2 separate regions of the Homo sapiens genome follow, and region 1 is linked to region 2. The links are chromatin loops, found by intact Hi-C in ENCODE. Cell type or tissue: ascending aorta. All regions are shown on one strand. Each heading gives the region's core, and the rest is flanking DNA. Links, peaks and the distances in the headings are about the cores only. Region 1 overlaps IGFBP-AS1 (IGFBP5 antisense RNA 1). Region 2 overlaps IGFBP-AS1 (IGFBP5 antisense RNA 1).

What was found. A loop is a pair of places that touch in the nucleus more often than their neighbours do. Peaks named below come from ENCODE experiments on the same cell type or tissue, not always from the same donor. Only the 100,000 strongest peaks of a DNase experiment are listed, where the experiment ranks them.
Region 1: it touches region 2 in a loop (3-fold over the local background); 6 of 110 quality-filtered maps call a loop at or near these places.

Annotation. Positions count from the first base shown.
Region 1 is chr2:216,706,074-216,714,404 of GRCh38, reverse strand. IGFBP-AS1 (IGFBP5 antisense RNA 1) reads right to left here. Exons shown (of 6, transcript NR_187138.1): 2 at 1,936-2,025. Among named protein-coding and RNA genes, the nearest start is that of IGFBP5, 15 kb to the right of the region's middle. In ascending aorta, for the core only: no CTCF peak of the experiment used is centred there; DNase peaks (open chromatin) are centred at 554, 3,334 and 3,668; H3K4me3 peaks cover 795 bases; H3K27ac peaks cover 2,973 bases.
Region 2 is chr2:216,788,890-216,797,220 of GRCh38, reverse strand. The region is part of intron 3 of IGFBP-AS1 (IGFBP5 antisense RNA 1); the gene reads right to left. It also overlaps the pseudogene RNA5SP120. Among named protein-coding and RNA genes, the nearest start is that of TNP1, 67 kb to the left of the region's middle. In ascending aorta, for the core only: a CTCF peak has its summit at 4,427; DNase peaks (open chromatin) are centred at 4,330 and 4,850; H3K27ac peaks cover 5,387 bases.

The DNA.
Region 1 (8,331 bases), core at 122-8,121, 83 kb after region 2:
TTCTGGGGTTTTAAAAGGCTCCCTACCTGGAGAGATCCAACCAGACTGCACTTGCCCTTGAGTACTAGGAGTACTCAAACTCACCAAATGTCAAAGACCTTTGGCATCTCGGAAGGTTCTTAGCTCACCCGTTCTAAATTCTCCCTCCACAGCAGTCCTGGGAGAGGAAGTTTGGGTTAAGAAAAAGGCTAAAAGTATTGGCTCGTGTAAAAAGTTTAATTTCCAGATGCTAGAGAAAATCAAAGAAGTGGCTTAGATTGCTTTTTCTGGTTTCTAAGGTAACATCACAGAGATGTCCAGGTCAGTGGGGGTGCTGTCATAGCAGCTCTCTTGCTAAAGGGCCAGAGGAGTGTTTTGTGCCTGTTATGAATGGTCCCGACCCTGTACTCCATAGAGACAGACCATGGCCCTGGAGCCAGGGTCTCAGGACCTCTCTTATTCTTTTCTTGGCACTCAGTCTGGAGAGCTGGGCATCCGCCAAGTGGGTGGGCTGTCTCTTCCAATAGAGAAGAGAAAAGATCTCCCGAGTCTCTGGTAGGACTCCTTGAAACATCTCCCTTGGGGCTTTTCCCTTGGTCGGCATGTGTGAACAAGACTCCCTCATGTTTCTGACTCACTCTGAAATGAGTTCTGCCCAGAGCTCGGGTCTCTAGCTGGCAGCTTGGCAATGAGCCTGGGATAGTGGGGAAAGGAGGCATTCTTCCCAGGTTTCCAAAGCTGACTTGCCTCAGAGATGCAAGCCCCCAGCCAGCCTTCTTCTAGGCTTCTATTTCCAGGTTGGGAGAATGGGTTCACTGAGCCAGCCAGATATTGTGGGAAGGAACAAAGAGATGATGTCTGTGAACGTATGGTGAATTCTCAAAAAAATAGGGCTGAGATCCAAAACATCAGGCATCTTGCAAAGGTAAGATATAGTTTAAAACTTTCAAAACAGATTTTATGTCTCCAGAATCTCTCCCTTGAGAAATTCAGAGTCTGATCTCTGGTCTCCTTGAAACCAATCAATTAAAAAAAAAATTGAGCTACAAGGCTTCCAAAGGAGCGGGGGCCGGGGGAAAGGCCAGGTGCAGTGGCTCACGCATATAATCCCAGCACGTTGGGAGGCCAAGGTGGGCAGATCACCTGAGGTCAGGAGTTCGAGACCAGCCTGGCCAACATGGCAAAACCCAGTCTCTACTAAAAATACAAAAATTAGCTGGGTGTGGTGGCAGGCGCCTGTAATCCCAGCTACTCAGGAGGCTGAGGCAGGAGAATCGCCTGAACCCAGGAGGCCAAGTTTGTATTGAACCGAGATCACACCATTGCACCACAGCCTGGGCAACAACAGCGAAACTCCATCTCAAAAAAGAAGAAGAACAATGAGAAGAAGAGTTCAAACTGCAGCAAGAGGAACATTGTTGGATGCTACAGGAGTTTCCTAAGCATGAAAGTTGTCTAGCTTGAAAACTGATGGAAGAATGAACTCCTGTCGTGCAGCACCTTGCAGAGTTGACATTCCATGAAGACACAGAATGCCCAAACCCTTCGAGGTGAGAGAAGAAGAGGACTTCTGTGACAGCCAAGCAGCACTCACAATCAGAAAATCCATGGCGGTGTTCTCATAAAGGCTCTTTGGGTTGCAAGGAACAGAAACCCCCTCCAACTAGTTCAAGGGAATAGAGGCGTGGTTGAAAAGGTACCAGGAATGTCATGGGAAAATGGGGAAGATGTCATGGGTCCCTGGAACGGGAGAACCAAAAGCCTTTGTGATCCAGGGCCATTGTCTCTTGATTCCATCCTCCTCGCCTGCTGCTATTTGTTCCTCTTATCCTTCTTCCAATATTCCATCCTCCTAAGGCTTCTCACCTCCCATGACTGCCCCTAACTGATCCTTCCTCCTGTGTGCCTTTCATTCTTTCATTTATGAAAGAGAGAATCGAATTGTCCCAGACTCACCCGTGGGTGGATTCCGATAGGATCAGGTGTCCTGCCTTGAGCAGTCACTGTGATGGAGCAGGAGGCGTTCAAAGCACTGAGGCTCGCTCCCTGTGAACAGAGGCAGGACAGGCAATTATCACTAGGCCTGGTACAGAAGGAAAGGGGAATACATTAAGAGGAGAAGCCAAGGCTATCTTAAAAAGAGAGAACACTCTTTGCTATCCACAGTGAATGTGAAGAGTTGGAACTTCAGGTCGAAAGCCCATTTACTTATTGAACAGTATGCTTAAGAAGGTTATGTATATTATCCTGTTTTGCATTCCCACCATTGTGGGTTAAATTATTTCCGTTTTACAAGTGAGGAGCACTGAAGCTCAAAATGGCACACACCAAGGTCACTCAGCTGAGGGAGGCATCGTGGTCCAACTCAGTTTTGTGTGACTCCCAGCTGGTATGTTTTCGGACAGAGTCAGACTCTGAACAAGGGTGTCCCTCTGAAACTTGAGTCAAATGAGATGCAGACAATTAAAGTCAAGCTACTCTCCAAATCACACTACATGAGGAGGAATGGGATGAGAGAGGAAGGCCAGGGGGAGGTAAATGGATTTTGCTTTCTGAGAAATAGGAAGGATGTAGGGGTAGAAAGATGGAAGATGTGTGGCCTGTCTGAGAACTCTGGGGGTGAGGCACGGGGTGGCAAAGAAAAATGAAATCCAAGGCCATAGAAAAGTACATACTTTAAAGGAGTGGGTTTTTCTGTTGTTGTTCTTTGTTCCTATACCAGAAGTGCCTATTAAAAAAAAAACAAAAAAAAAAAAACAAAAAAAAACAACAACAAAAAAAAACTCTGCTGTTGCTCCAGCAACGAACAGAGCCAGAGCCCTGCAAGGCCTTTGCCAGGTCAAGAGCTTTTTCTATTCCCGCTACCCCCAACATTTCTATTGTCAAGGAGGAAGAGCCGAGGCCGCCGAGACACACCACTCAGAAGACTCAGCAGAAACCCGGACCTTGCTTGAAATAGAAGGGAAGTTAAAGACAGGTATAGGGAAGTGGGTGGGGTGAGAGGGATACTACGGGCTCTGCCCAGTGATACCTGAAGACAGTGACTGAGGCAGAGACCAAAATCAAGCCCTGACGTGGATCTATATGGAAAGTAAAAGCACAGGGAACAGAGAAAAATGCTCAAAGCTAAAAGACACACACACACACACACTCCCAGAGACCCAGAAACAGACACACACACAAAGCGAGAAACACGGGCCAGAGAAAGAAAGGAGGGCTGCCTTGTTTATTCTCGTGAAAGACATCTGGATTTCTCAGTGAGGTCTCCACTTGGTCCTTCCCTCATTTTCCAGCTGGACTGGCTGGCGGAATGCTGGCTGCAGAGGTGCCGTTGAGTCAGCACCAGATCCTAGCTTAGTCCCGCTGCCCCTCTGCTCTGCCCTGTGCCAGACCACACAGCCTTCCGCCCCTTCCTGCCAAGCATGGCTCAGCTCCCTGTCCAGGTAACACACTTCAAAGGCACTGGGTTGAGATGGGGCAGGCTGGGCCAGCCTCAGGATGGGAGCAGTTTCCAAAAGGCCCCAGCCCAAACACTCCTCATCAATTTTCTAGAATGTCTTCCCTCCGCCACTCCCTGCCCCACTTCCCTGACACTTTGAATAACCCCTGGAAGTTAGAACTGGAGAACTCAGTTTTTCACTGGGGCTGTCAGCCTCTTCTGCACTGCGAGTCTGTGCAGTTTTAGTATTGTAGGGTTGGCCAGATGTCAGCCAGTGTCGAAGCACAGCCCTGTAATAACACAATCGGTATGTTCTTCCCTGAAGCTGGTCATGCTCTCTGGGAGAGTCAAAAAGACAAGGGGGTGCTTAAATGGCTAGGAAAAATAGGACATCTATTAAGGTGTGTGTACTATAGAGATGCCCCTGGGAGTGAATCTTAATCCCCAGCCCCCAGGCTGGTTGCCTGCATCTCTCTGAAGATAATACCTGTATGCGCTTTGTACTAACTGTATGTGTCCAGTCTTCCACAGAAAACCGTAAAGATCTCTGCAATCAGGAAACATACTCAACTTTGTGTTCCTGGTAACACAAAATAAAGCACAGTGCCTGGTGCTGAAGTACTCTCATGAAACATCAGCTGACTTGGGTTCATTTGCTGGTGGCTTCTTCTGACTTTTTAAAAATACAACAGAACTTTAGAACCATGAAAACAACTTAATGTTTCTTCCTCTTGTAAGTCCTTTCTCTCTTGTCAATTAGGTTCATGCTTGAGATCTAGCACTGATCCAAGGACTCAGAGCCTAAGGATGATGTATGACCCATATGTCATCTTGGACATGTAACTTAGCCTCTATAACAACATCCAGTAAAACTTTTTGCATTTATGGGAATAGTCTATATTTGCACTGTCCAATACAGTAGCCACTAGGCACATGTGGCTATAGAGCCCTTGAAATATAGGTTGCAGTGAGCCGAGATCACGCTGCTGCACTCCAGCCTGGGTGACAAAGCAAGACTCCATCTTATAAAAAAAAAATAAAATAAAAAGCAATGGATCTGAATAGACATCTCTCCAAAGAAGATATACAAATGGCCAATTAGTACATAGAAAGATGCTTAATATCATTAGTCATCAGGCAAATCAAAATGACAATGGATACCACTTTATACCCAGTAGGATGATTATAATCAAAGAGTCAGATAATAATAAGTGTTGACAAGACTGTGGACAATTGGGACTCTCATACATTGCCCCAGAGAATGGAAAAAGATGAAGCTACTTTGGAAAACAGCCAGTCATTTCCTCAAAAAGTTAAGCATAGAGTTACCATATGACCCAGCAATCTCAATTCTAGGTACATCACCCAAGAGAAATAAAAACATGTGTTCACACAAAAACTTGCATACAAGTGTTCATAGAAGCATTATTCTTAATAGCCAAAAACTAGAAACAACTAAAATGTCCATCGACTGATAAATCAATAAACAAACTATGGTATATCCATACCTTGGAATATTATTCAGCCATAAAAAAGAATGAAGTACTGATACATGCTGAAACATGGTTGAACCTTGAAACCATTATACTAAGTGAAAGAAGCCAGACACAAAAGACCACTTATTATATGATTCCATTTATATGAAACATCCAGAATAGGCAAATCTATAGACAGAAAGTAGATGAGTAGTTGCTTAGGGGTAGAGGATGTTGGGGAGATTATAGAGTAATAGCTAAATGGCTCAGGGTTTCTTTCAAGGTGGTAAAATATTTTTAAATTAATTGTGGTGATAGTTGCACAGCTCTATGAATATACTAAAAATCATTGAATTGTACACTTTAAATGGTTGAATTGTATGGTGTGTGAATAATTATATTTCAATAAAGCTGTTACTAAAAAGGTACCCCAGATTTCTCAACTAGCATTGATCCTGCTCACATTTCCCAATGGGCTTTAACGAGGCCGCATCTTTCTCTTCCTGTTGCTGTCGCAACGTATGGCTAAGAGAGACCAACCTTCTTATAGCCAATGCCTGTGGCAGAGCCCCATCCGTGTAAGTCTAGAAAAGAGATGGAAGCTTTACTCATGTTTCTTTGGGCCTGCTGGGTAATTGGACTTGGGTTAGGAGTTGGGGGCACTGGCCACTACCCCAGGAGTTCAGGGGGAAATTCGCTCTACAGTAGTTGGGTGCCTGCTCTGAATCAGGCCACCTGAGTCAACCTCCTCACTCCTGAGCTCACTGCAGTGCTGCCGGGGTGGTGGCAGGAGGTAGGGTAAGTAGTTCTTACTCTGGGGACAGGGACCACTCTGAGAATCTGAACCTTGGGCATAAATGGCCATCCTGCTAAACAGTGAGGCTGAAAGCATGGAGTTCCTAAGCATGCCCCACACCTCCCAGGAGCTGGTGGGAAAGGAGTGTGCTGAGGCGTGTGAGATCACCATGCTCCTGCCAGCCACCTCTCTCTGAAATCTGGTTGGAGAGATGGCTTGGCCAGCCCTGGAGCTGGGCAGCAACCTGCTCTAAGAGGAGACTCTCAGTCACCTGAGTCAGCCTTCTCATCCTGGAGCTCACTGCAGTGCTGCCCAGGTGGTGGCAGGAGGTAGGGTAAGGCAGGGATGCGGGCTCCCTGCCTCCTGCTTCCAAACCACCTCTCTTCTTTCCCATCCTGCATGCCAGGCACAGAGCTGGCAGAAGCAGGGTGAAGGCACTGAGGAGCAAGTTTGATCTGATTTCCAGGCCTCCATCTGCCTTAACCAATCTCTGCAATGCTGGCACTCTGTGATCAAGTTAAGCCACTACCAAGAAAACTCGAGAAGTATAACTGCACACTTCTCTGGGACTCAGGATAAGCAACTTCCTGGCAATCTCAAGAGTCTGCCATCCTACCCAGTTTATCCCAGCTGTTTCACACACTCATTTCTCTCCATAGGTTCCAGTCTCTTCCCACCTTGACATGATGACAAGCTCTTGACTTCCTTCACCATGGTCAAATCAAACAGGTGCCCTTCATCCCTCCTTCCTTCCTGGAATCACCTCTCTGCCTTCATTGCCTGCACAGAAACCAAGCCCCTCCACCCACACCAAAAAGTATCTATTCCAGCTGTCTTCCTATGTCCACTCCCTGCCTTCGCCTCTTGTCTCCCTTGTCACCAGCTTCTCCACTTCCCCCTCTATTTTGCAGAAAACCAGGGTTTTCCTAGGGCCATTGTACTAGTCAGAGTTCTCCAGAGAAGCAAAACCAATAGGATGGATGAATGGTTGGGTGGTTGGTTGGATGAATGGATGGATGGATGGATGGATGGATGGATTGCTAATACATAGATATACAGATACATAGAGAAATACATAGATACACAGATGAAAGGACATTTTTTTATTGGATTGGTTCATGCAATTATGGAGCCTAGGAAAGCCAATAGTGTAATTCAGTTTGAGTCCCAAGGCCTAAGAACAAGCGGAGCCTCTGGTGTAACTCCCAGTCCAAAGGCCTGAGAATTGGAGGGGATTGGGGGTGAGATTCAGGGGAACTTTGAACCAGGAGCTCTGATGTCCAAGGGCAGGAGAAAATGGATGTCCCAGCTCAGGAAAAGACAGAGCCAGTTCACCCAATCGTCCTTGCCTTTTTATTCTATTTGGGCCCTCAGTGAATTGGCTGATGCCAGCCCATGTTGGTAAGGGTGAATCTGCTTTACTCAGTTCTCTGACTGAAATGCTGGTCTGTTCCAGAAACACCCTCACAGACACACCCAGAAATAATGTTTTACCAGCTGTCTGGGTGTCCCTTAACCCAGTTAAGTTGACACATAAGTTAACCATCACAGTCATCAATCTAGCCACTACCTCTCTCTTCCCTCTTCCAAGAAAGATCTCTTAGACTGACTGCTTGGTCTGTACTGATGACTCCATGTGGTGGCTCTCATCGACTTCTACTCTCGGCAACCCACCACCCTTTCCCTTAATTCAGGCTTCAGTGGCAGTTCTTTATCATGCGAAACCAACCATGGCTTCCCCAGGCAGGCAGGTTGGCATGGTTAAGTGTGGAGACTGCCAGCTCAAACTTCCTGAGCTCGTAGCCCAACTCTTCTATCTAGTAGCTGTGTGGTCTTGGGCTTGTTTTTTAAGCCATTCAGTGCCTCCAGTCTCAATTATAAAGTAAGTTAATAAATGTGCTCTCCCTTATAAGGCTGTAGTGAAGATTAAGTAAAATAATGCATGTCAGGTGGCTCGCATGTAAGAAGGCTTCTATGAAAGTTGGCTAATGGTGTTATTATGGTGATTTTCTTCTTTCTCTTAGAGCATTCCTAGTTCAAGAAGGCAGAGACTGATGCCTCAGTTGCTCCTTTTATTTCCAGACTGTTCTTTCTCTGTTCCTCTTTTCCTCTCAAGCAATAACTCGGGCTCTTCTCCTAAGCTCAGACCAGGTGCTCTCTTCTGCCCAGTGATTCTCTGTGGGAGGTCATGTTCATATTGCCACAGTTTTGCGGATGATCCCTAGATAGGTACCACCAGCCTCACTTGTTCCAGTCCTGTGGGCTCCCCTATACTCAGGACGCTTCACCTGGATGTGCCCTCTCCACCCCCTTTTCTCCACCTCTTGCTTCACTGCTTTCTCTGCCCAGATCATCTGCCCCCAACCCCATCCTCTTGTATGTCCAGACTCTGGAACCTCACCTGCATCCTCCACTGACCCACTTTCCCCAAACACTCACTTCTATAGATCACCAAATTTTCTTCTCCAATAGAGAGAGGAATCACCCCCCTCCCTACTTACTAGTCAGGAAATGCAGGTGAGTGTTCAGGGTGTAAGAAGAAAGATGCCCCATAAACATAATACTGTGCCTGGACTGAAGGGCCATGTTTTCATTCTATTTTAAAATCCAGTCAATGGGAATGGGGGGAGCAGATGGAGCTG
Region 2 (8,331 bases), core at 80-8,079:
TTAAAAGGCAAACAGCTGAGCCCCCCTCCCAGAGATTTTAATTAAGTAGTTCTGGGTAAGACTCAAGAATTTGCATTTCTAACAAGTTCCCAGGGGATGCTGATTGGCGTTTCTGGTCCAGAGACCAGACTTTGAAAACCACTGGCTTAAAATAGGTGAAAAATTTACTCTCTCATATTAAAAAAAAAAAAATGCCCTGGAGATGGTGGCTTCAGGGTTGGTTAACTCAACAGCTCAACCAGGTCCTCAAGGACCTGGCTCCACTCTGCTGTGCCATCCTCAGCATGTCAACCTTGACCTTGACCAGGTCCTTACAGCTGCAGGCTGGGTCCGACAGTTCCAGGCATCCCTTACAGGCTGGATAGTGGCCAGCAAAAGAGATTAAGCTTCTTAAGGATTGAGAACTCTTCTAGTTGTTATCTCCTTACATCATATTGGCCAGGATCACATCACATGCTTGTACCTAAACCAATCACTGTCAATGAGAAGAGGAACAGCAATGATTGGCTTATACCCATCAGCCATAGGAAGGAAGAGTAGACACCAACTATGCTGATGGGCTCTGGAGATAATAGAAAAAAGGATTACATCACCTGCTTAGGTTTTAGGCCTGCTAGAGTACTTCTTGGGTGTTGTCTGTTCGGCAAACATTCCCATCGTCTTTCTTCTGCTACTTGGAGGAGTGGGCGTAGGACTAAGGACGAACAAAGCCTAGTGGTCTGTGTTCAGGCAGCAGTGACACGTAGCCCAAGTAGGGAAACTGAGAATCCTTCCCTGAGTTGCAGCGAAGAATACGGTAGGGGGAAAAGGCACTCTCTTTCTGCAGAAGTTGCTAAGCAGGGACAGCTGGTGGTTATGTGCCTCCTAGGAGACGAAAGCCTCTGGGAAGTACTCAAAATTAACTAGCAGTCAGAGAAGCACAGATAAGCAGAGATGAGCAAACAGTGATTGCTGCAGCTCTTCCCCTATTTCTGTGAGGCATCTCAGTGCCCTTCGTATCTCTGGAAGAAATGTCTCATTTGTCTACACTAATCGGAATTATGTTTCTGTTCTCTGCAACCAAACAAGTTCAGATTTAGACACTGGTTCTGTCATGAAGGACAGAGGGGAGGAAGGTCTGAGGATTACATAAGGGTGGAGGTGGCTCGCACCACCTCAGCTCCCATCTAGAACCTCCACTCTTGGCCACATCTTCCAGACTGGGAACGAACAAAACAGAATCCCTACCCAAAACCCCAGGCCCCAGCCTACTCCATGATTGGCATGTAAGAAATGCACAAGGGCCCTAGGACCTTCAAAGACAGGGCAGAGACAGAGAAAAGACAAACCAGGTTTAGTGGGGCACCACCCCTTTCTTGGCAAAAGGAGTACTCCTGGCCACAGAGACTGGGGAGCATAAGAAAACAGTCTGCACTCTCAGCGCTTCCCTCATCTTCTCCAACAGCTGCTAGGGTGAGGGCAGGGTTAGGGCATCCTCCCTCAGGTGGAGATGTGGACAGAGGATTTCTCCAAGGGTAGATTTCACAGGGAGGAGGACCAACCCCAGACCCACTCTAGGTTTCCTCCTGGGACTTTTTTTCCCCTAGGGAAGAGAGTTCCTCATGCATGTGCTAAAATAGAAAGTTGCTTGTTTGTTTTAATTTTTTTTTTTTTTTTGAGACCAAGTTTCACTCTTATTGCTCAGTCTGGAGTGCAATGGCACGATCTTGGCTCACTGCAACCTCTGCCTCCCAGGTTCAAGTGATTCTCCTGCCTAAGCCTCCCAAGTAGCTGGGATTACAGGCATGCACTACCATGCCCGGCTAAGTTTTTTAATATTTAGTAGAGACGGGGTTTCGCCATGTTGACCAGGCTGGTCTTGAACTCCTGACCTCAGGTGATCCACCCACCTTGGCCTTCCAAAGTGCTGGGATTACAGGTGTGAGCCACCATGCCTGGCCCTAAACTTTTTTTAATGAAACATAACAACCTACATATGCAAGGAGCACATGTGATGTGTTGATACATGCATAATAATGTGTAATGATCAAATCAGGGTACGTAGGACATTCATCACCTCAAACATTTACATTTCTTTGACATTGGAAACATTTCAGATCTTCTCATCTAGCTATTTTGAATTGTACAACATATTACTGCTAACTGTGGTCACTCTGCTGTGCTATCAAGCACCGCAACATATTCTTCTAGCTGTATGTTTGTACCCATTAACCACCCTCTCTTCCTCCAACTCCCCACCCTTCCCAAACTCTGGTAATTAGCATTCTACTCCCTACCTCCATGAGATCCACCTTTTAGCTCCCACATATGAGTGAGAACATGCAATATTTGTCTTTCTGTATCTAGCTTATTTCAGTTAACATAATGACCTCCAGTTCCAGCCATTTTGCTGCAAATGAGGACATTTCATTTTTATGGCTGAATAGTATTCTACATGTGTATGTGTTACATTACTTTTAATGGCAAAAATCGCAATTACTTTTGCACCAACTTTATATATATATGTGTATATATATGTGTGTGTATATATATATATAAAATACACATACAGATATATATATATATACATCTCACATTTTCTTTTCTTTTCTTTTTTTTTTTTTGAGACAGAGTCTTGCACTGTTGCCCAGTCTGGAGTGCAGTGGTGCGATCTCCGCTCACTGCAAACTCCGCCTCTTGGGTTCACACCATTCTCCTGTCTCAGCCTCACGAGTAGCTGGGACTACATGCACCCACCACCGCACCTGGCTAATTTTTTTTTTTTTTTGTATTTTTAGTAAAGACGAGGTTTCACCATGTTAGCCAAGATGGTCTTGACCTCCTGACCTCGTGATCCACCCGCCTTGGCCTCCCAAAGTGCTGGGATTACAGGCGTGAGCCACTGCACCCAGCCATGTCTCACATTTTCTTTTTCCATTCATTTGTTGATGGACACAGGTTGATTTCATATCTTGGCTATTTTGAATAGTGCTTCAGTAAACCTTGGGATGTAGGTATTCCTTTGATATACTGATTTCCTTTGGATAAATACCTAATAGTGAGACTGCTGGATCATAGAAAAAACAATTCTAAAATTTGAATATTTGTTTTTAATGATCTTACTAGTAAAGGATGCTAGCAAATCAGCAAATTCTGCTAAGGCAGTAGAAGTCTGCTCAAATAATGTTTCCATTTCCAATGACTCATTAAGTACAATAATTACAACAATTACCATCACTTCTGTTGCCTTCATGCTGTCTATTGATCCACACACTCTGCCCCCAAAACTGCACTAAGCACTTAACAAGGAATTCACATACTAATGAGTGGGGTATCTGCATGACCCCTCCACAGAGTAAGATAAATAAATTGATCTTTTCTTCCATTGGCAATGGAATAATAACAATTTTTACTTTTCTTTTTCCTTGTTGCCATCCATAGATCTATACCCATTAGAAATCACAGCGAGAAAAAGAGCGGCAGGGGAGGAGCTCAAGAAGAGACGAGAGATAGGAAAGAAGCATTATAATTTGGCAAAAATGTGAGTCAGGGAACCTCCCTTTTTCTAACCCCTGGAAGCTCTAGCTGGAGCTCATCTTGCCTCCAGATGCAGAAAGCATATTCTACGCCATAGGGTCACCGTCTACGGCCATATCACCCTGAATGCACCCAATCTCAGAAGCTAAGCAGGGCCTGACCTGGTTTATACTTGGATGGGAGCCACCACAGCATCGCTGATGGAATCTCTAGATTAAGTGGTAGCTGGGTCCAATGTGGGTTTTTGGCAAGAGGAAAATAATAGAAAAGGAAGAGAAAGAGGTGTGTGTTTCTGCTTCTGTTGAAATACTATTTGTCCTTTAAGGCTGCCTGCTCTGTGAAGTTTTCCTCAAATTCTGTCCCATCCCACTCACCCCTGTCAGACTTAACTACTCTTCCTCCATCCTGCCATAAGCATGTGTGATAAGAGAAATCAAAGAGGACTATCAGTCTTCTGTGCATAGTGAGGGTGCGTGTGTCTAAAGCAGAGTGCAGAAATGTCTGCATTTCTTTTCCCCTACTCTCATCAAGAGCTGGAGCTCTTCCCCACTGCCGGCTTTGGCCCTGTAACTTGCTGTGGCCAACAGAACATGTTACATGTATTCTAAGCCTGTCTTCTAGAGGCTTTGCAGGCTGCCCCTTGCCTCCTTGGAACCCTGCCTCTGCCACCTGAGCAAGCTCAAGTCTGCCTGGGAGAGGATGAGAGAGTATGCAGAGAAAGGCTCCAGTCATCCAGGCTATCACTGACCAGCCTGGCCCATCAGCCAGCCTACAAACACTTAAGCAAGTGCAGCCAAGAGCCACAGAGCCCAATCTGATTCAGCAGGCCTGCCCTGCTGGTTTGCAGACTCCGCAGCAGTGATGAAGGAATGTTGTCAGACATCGCTAACGCTAGGGGTAGCTCATCATGCAAAAGCTAACTGATGCAGGTTGCTGGCCCCCTCTAAAAGGGAATGCCAAGAGGGCTGTTAATCTTAGATCTCTCTATATCACTCCTCCACTAATATATTCTTGGGACATTCCTGATTCTCAACCAAAGCTCACAGACTGGAGAGGCATAGGGTGCAATGGAATGGAACTGAAATGTTGATAAAGGGCGGAGCACCCACAGAGCACGCCATGCATGCACTAATGGAACTGTCTGGCTCTTCTCCACATCCCCAGGGCATGAGCTTGGGAAAAAGGTTACCTGATCTCCAATGCCTTTGTCTATTAATTCATTCAGGGCTGGATTAATCCCTGCTCAGCTTCTCCTCCACCTCCCCACCACCCCTGTCCCCAGTCTGGCTGCTCAGATGATGTAAGCAGTAACCAATCTTGCAGTCGGGGCAGTCAGCTGGCTGGCTCACTTCCGTATCCATTAAGGGAAGGCAGACACTTTAGAAAGAACTGGAAAATATTACCAACCACCCACTCCACTCAACTCCCCACCCCTTGCCCCAGTCTCCTCTCCCCGTCACATACACCCTAACCTCAAGAGACTGGAGCTGGAAAGTACTGAAGCCAAAGAAAGAAGAAACTGGAATTGTAGCCCCACAGATCTCATGGGTTGAGACACAAGAATCCTTTGGCATGAGAACTAGTCTTGGGAGAGACGAACCAGGGCTATCTCGAGAGCCCCATCAGCTACCCTCCCCCTCATCCCAGGCATCCTCCCCTCCAGGGGCTTTTCCATTTGGTACCAATGAAATGGGTATTCAGGGGCCAGAATGTCAGCATCAATGGTGGGAAAGGAGCCACACAGAAAATGCCCATCCCTTATTAGAAGTTGCTAGACTCCCTTACAGGGGCACAGTGGGGACCCAAAGTTGATGACTTGAATAGACATGGGCAGACTGAACGTGGTCTGTTTGCTGAGTTCAGGGTTTTCAAAACCTGTCAATAGTTACACTATTTCTCTCAATATCTACTATGAAAGGAGAATTCTACCATTGAAGAGCCAGCCCTTCCTGCTTTGGAAACTTCTGCTCTTTGAAAGTGCCCAGGAAAATGCACAGTAACACCCCCAGATTGGCTCCTCAAAAGCTGTGAGGTCTTGGGCAAGCCCCTTTACCTTTCTAGGCCTCAGTTTCCCTATCTGAAATGTGCAGATAAAAATGCATCCCTACTTCACAGAGTTTTTGAGTAAAACAAAAAAAATGTCAATAAAAGCTGGTTGCACAATAGTTTGTGAAAAATATGTGCTGGACGGGATCTCTGTACTTTCCACTCAATTTTGCTGTGAACCTAAAATTGCTCCAAAAAACAGTTTACTAATTTTTTGTAAATGCTGGACAAATGAGTGTGGAATGGATAATAGATGGTTGGGCCTCTTTTTTTCAGTGCTTACAGGCTGTAGAAAGGAAGATCAACGTTGATGGTGGGACTTCTAGACTATAAAGTCTGTTAAAAAGGTGGGTTTGTTTTGTTTTGTTTTGTTTTGTTTTGTTTTGTTTTGTTTTGTTTTTTGAGACGGAGTCTCCCTCTGTCACCCAGGCCAGAGTGCAGTGGCATGATCTCAGCTCACTGCAACCTCCACCTCCTGGATTCAAGCCATTCCCCTGCCTAAGCCTCCCAAGTAGCTGGGACTACAGGTGGATGCCACCATGCCCAGCTAATTTTTGTATTTTTAATAGAGACAGGGTTTCACCATGGTGGCCAGGATGGTCTCCATCTCTTGACCTCGTGATCTGTCCACCTCGGCCTCCCAAGCAGCTGGGATTACAGGCATGAGCCACCATGCCTGGCCAAAAGGTGGGTTCTTAATCCATCAGGGTAAGGGGATGTATCTACCCTGGAAAAAATTATCGGCAGCCCCAAACTGGAGATAAATTTGCATAAGGGATGAGAGGCAGCACTTTAAAAGGAAAATGGCTCTCGTCGTTCATGTGTGTTTCTGCCCAGCTTAGGGCTAACCACTGAGAAAGGGCTATTCAAGAAAGGAAGACACTGAATGCATGTCTCTTACTCTGTCTGCCTGTCACATGTTCTTCTGCTTCTAAGAAATGCATCCCCCTTCCTCTGGGATGTCTTCCTTCCACCCCATGCCAGTTTTATTCTACTAGAAGCTTCCAGTTGTGAAAATATACCTCCCTGATCTCAGGTGGAGCACAGGACCCACGGAAAGCCAATGTTTCCCTAAGAGTTTTTAAGTTAGACCTCGGGAGGTGGGAGGCGGGAGGCGGGGGGCAGGAGGTAAGGCAGCTCCTCTTCACGGTAAAAATGGCAGGTCGTGAAACCTGGCCATTGCTGGCACCCTTGATTCCAAAAGAGAATCAGTCTGAGTGAACAGAACTAGTACGTGGGCAGAAACCAAGATGGAGGACAGTGAGTCCTATCCGCTTGTCTTTTCCCTGTTCCCTGTTGACCCTGAGGCCAGCTGCACTCTGCCCTCCCTTGGTTCAGTTACAGGAACCAACAAATCCCCCTTCTAGCCTAGGCTGGATATGGAAATTCTGCCATTTGTGACTAGTATAATCCTGGCTACTACAACTCTGCCTTTCTCCCTCAAAAACAGTATAAGTCACTGGGAGAGAAGACATGATAAATAAAGCAATTAGAAAGCACTCAAAATAGCACTAGATTGGGCAATTTTGAATTAACTCAAACTTGCATCTATTTTTTTCTTTTCTTTTTCTTTCTTTTTTTTTTTTTTGCTTTTTTTTTCTTTCTCTTCTTTATCTATCTCTCTCCCTCTTTCTTTCTTCGCATTTTTCCCCAGCTAGCCGCTGAAAATGTAAAGATGAGGAAAACATATACATGAAAACTTTGCAGTGAGGAAGCCATAAATATAACGCGATATTATGCAATTTATACCTGATGGAGGTGTATAGCAGCACCAGGAAAGCATAGAGGAGGGTTAATTTATCCTGAATGCCAAGGAAAGGTACTGTTGAGGCAGGATTACTAACGGTGAGCTCTAATGGGTTTGGCAAGAGAGCCAAGATTGGGAGTTTACAAGAATGTAGATGGCATAAAGGAGACATAAATCCCAGAAGATTCCAGGGATGACTAAAAAGAGCAGGAATCATAGTAGAGGTGGAGCCTGAGGTTGCTTAGAGCCCTAGGCAACACAAAGAACCAGATGTCTTGCTCCTACCTCCTCCGCCACCTTAGCATCCATATTCAGATACTCTGCTGTTAAAGAGACCCTATGCCTGGCCCACAATCTTCTTTCTACTGCCAACCACCATATCACCTCCACACTGAAGATTCTGTCCCTCTTCTGCTCGGTTTCACTTACAACTTCAGCTTAGGCCCATTAGGGAACTTCTTGCCATAAACTGGCACATTCTCTGTGCTTTACCATCTGGTAGGGAAAAGCAGAGAGTGCTAAGCAGGCTAAAGCTCTACACACCAGGGGTTGGCAAAACCTGGCCCGCGGGCCAAATCTAGCCCACCACCTGTTTTTGTAAATAAAGTTTTCTTGGATCACAGCCCGGGTCATTCATTTACATATTATCTATAGCTGCTTCTGTGCTACCGCAGCAGAGTTGAATAGTTGCAGCCAAGACCACATGGCTGGCAAAGCCTGTAAGATTTACTATCTAGCTCTTTCCAGATAAAGTTCCCAATTCCCACTCTATAATACTGCTTCCTCTGAACTTTAGTTCCAGACTCCCCAGTACCGACTTTTATAGTTGGATTAAACTTTTTTTTTTTTTTTTTTGAGACAGAGTCTTACTCTATCACCCAGGCTAGAGTGTAATGGTGTAATCACAGCTCACTATAGCCTTGAACTCCTAGGCCCAAGGGATCCTCCCACCTCAACCTCCCAAGTAGCTGGGACTACAGGCACATACCACCATACCTGGCTAATTTTTTTTCTTTTTTTTT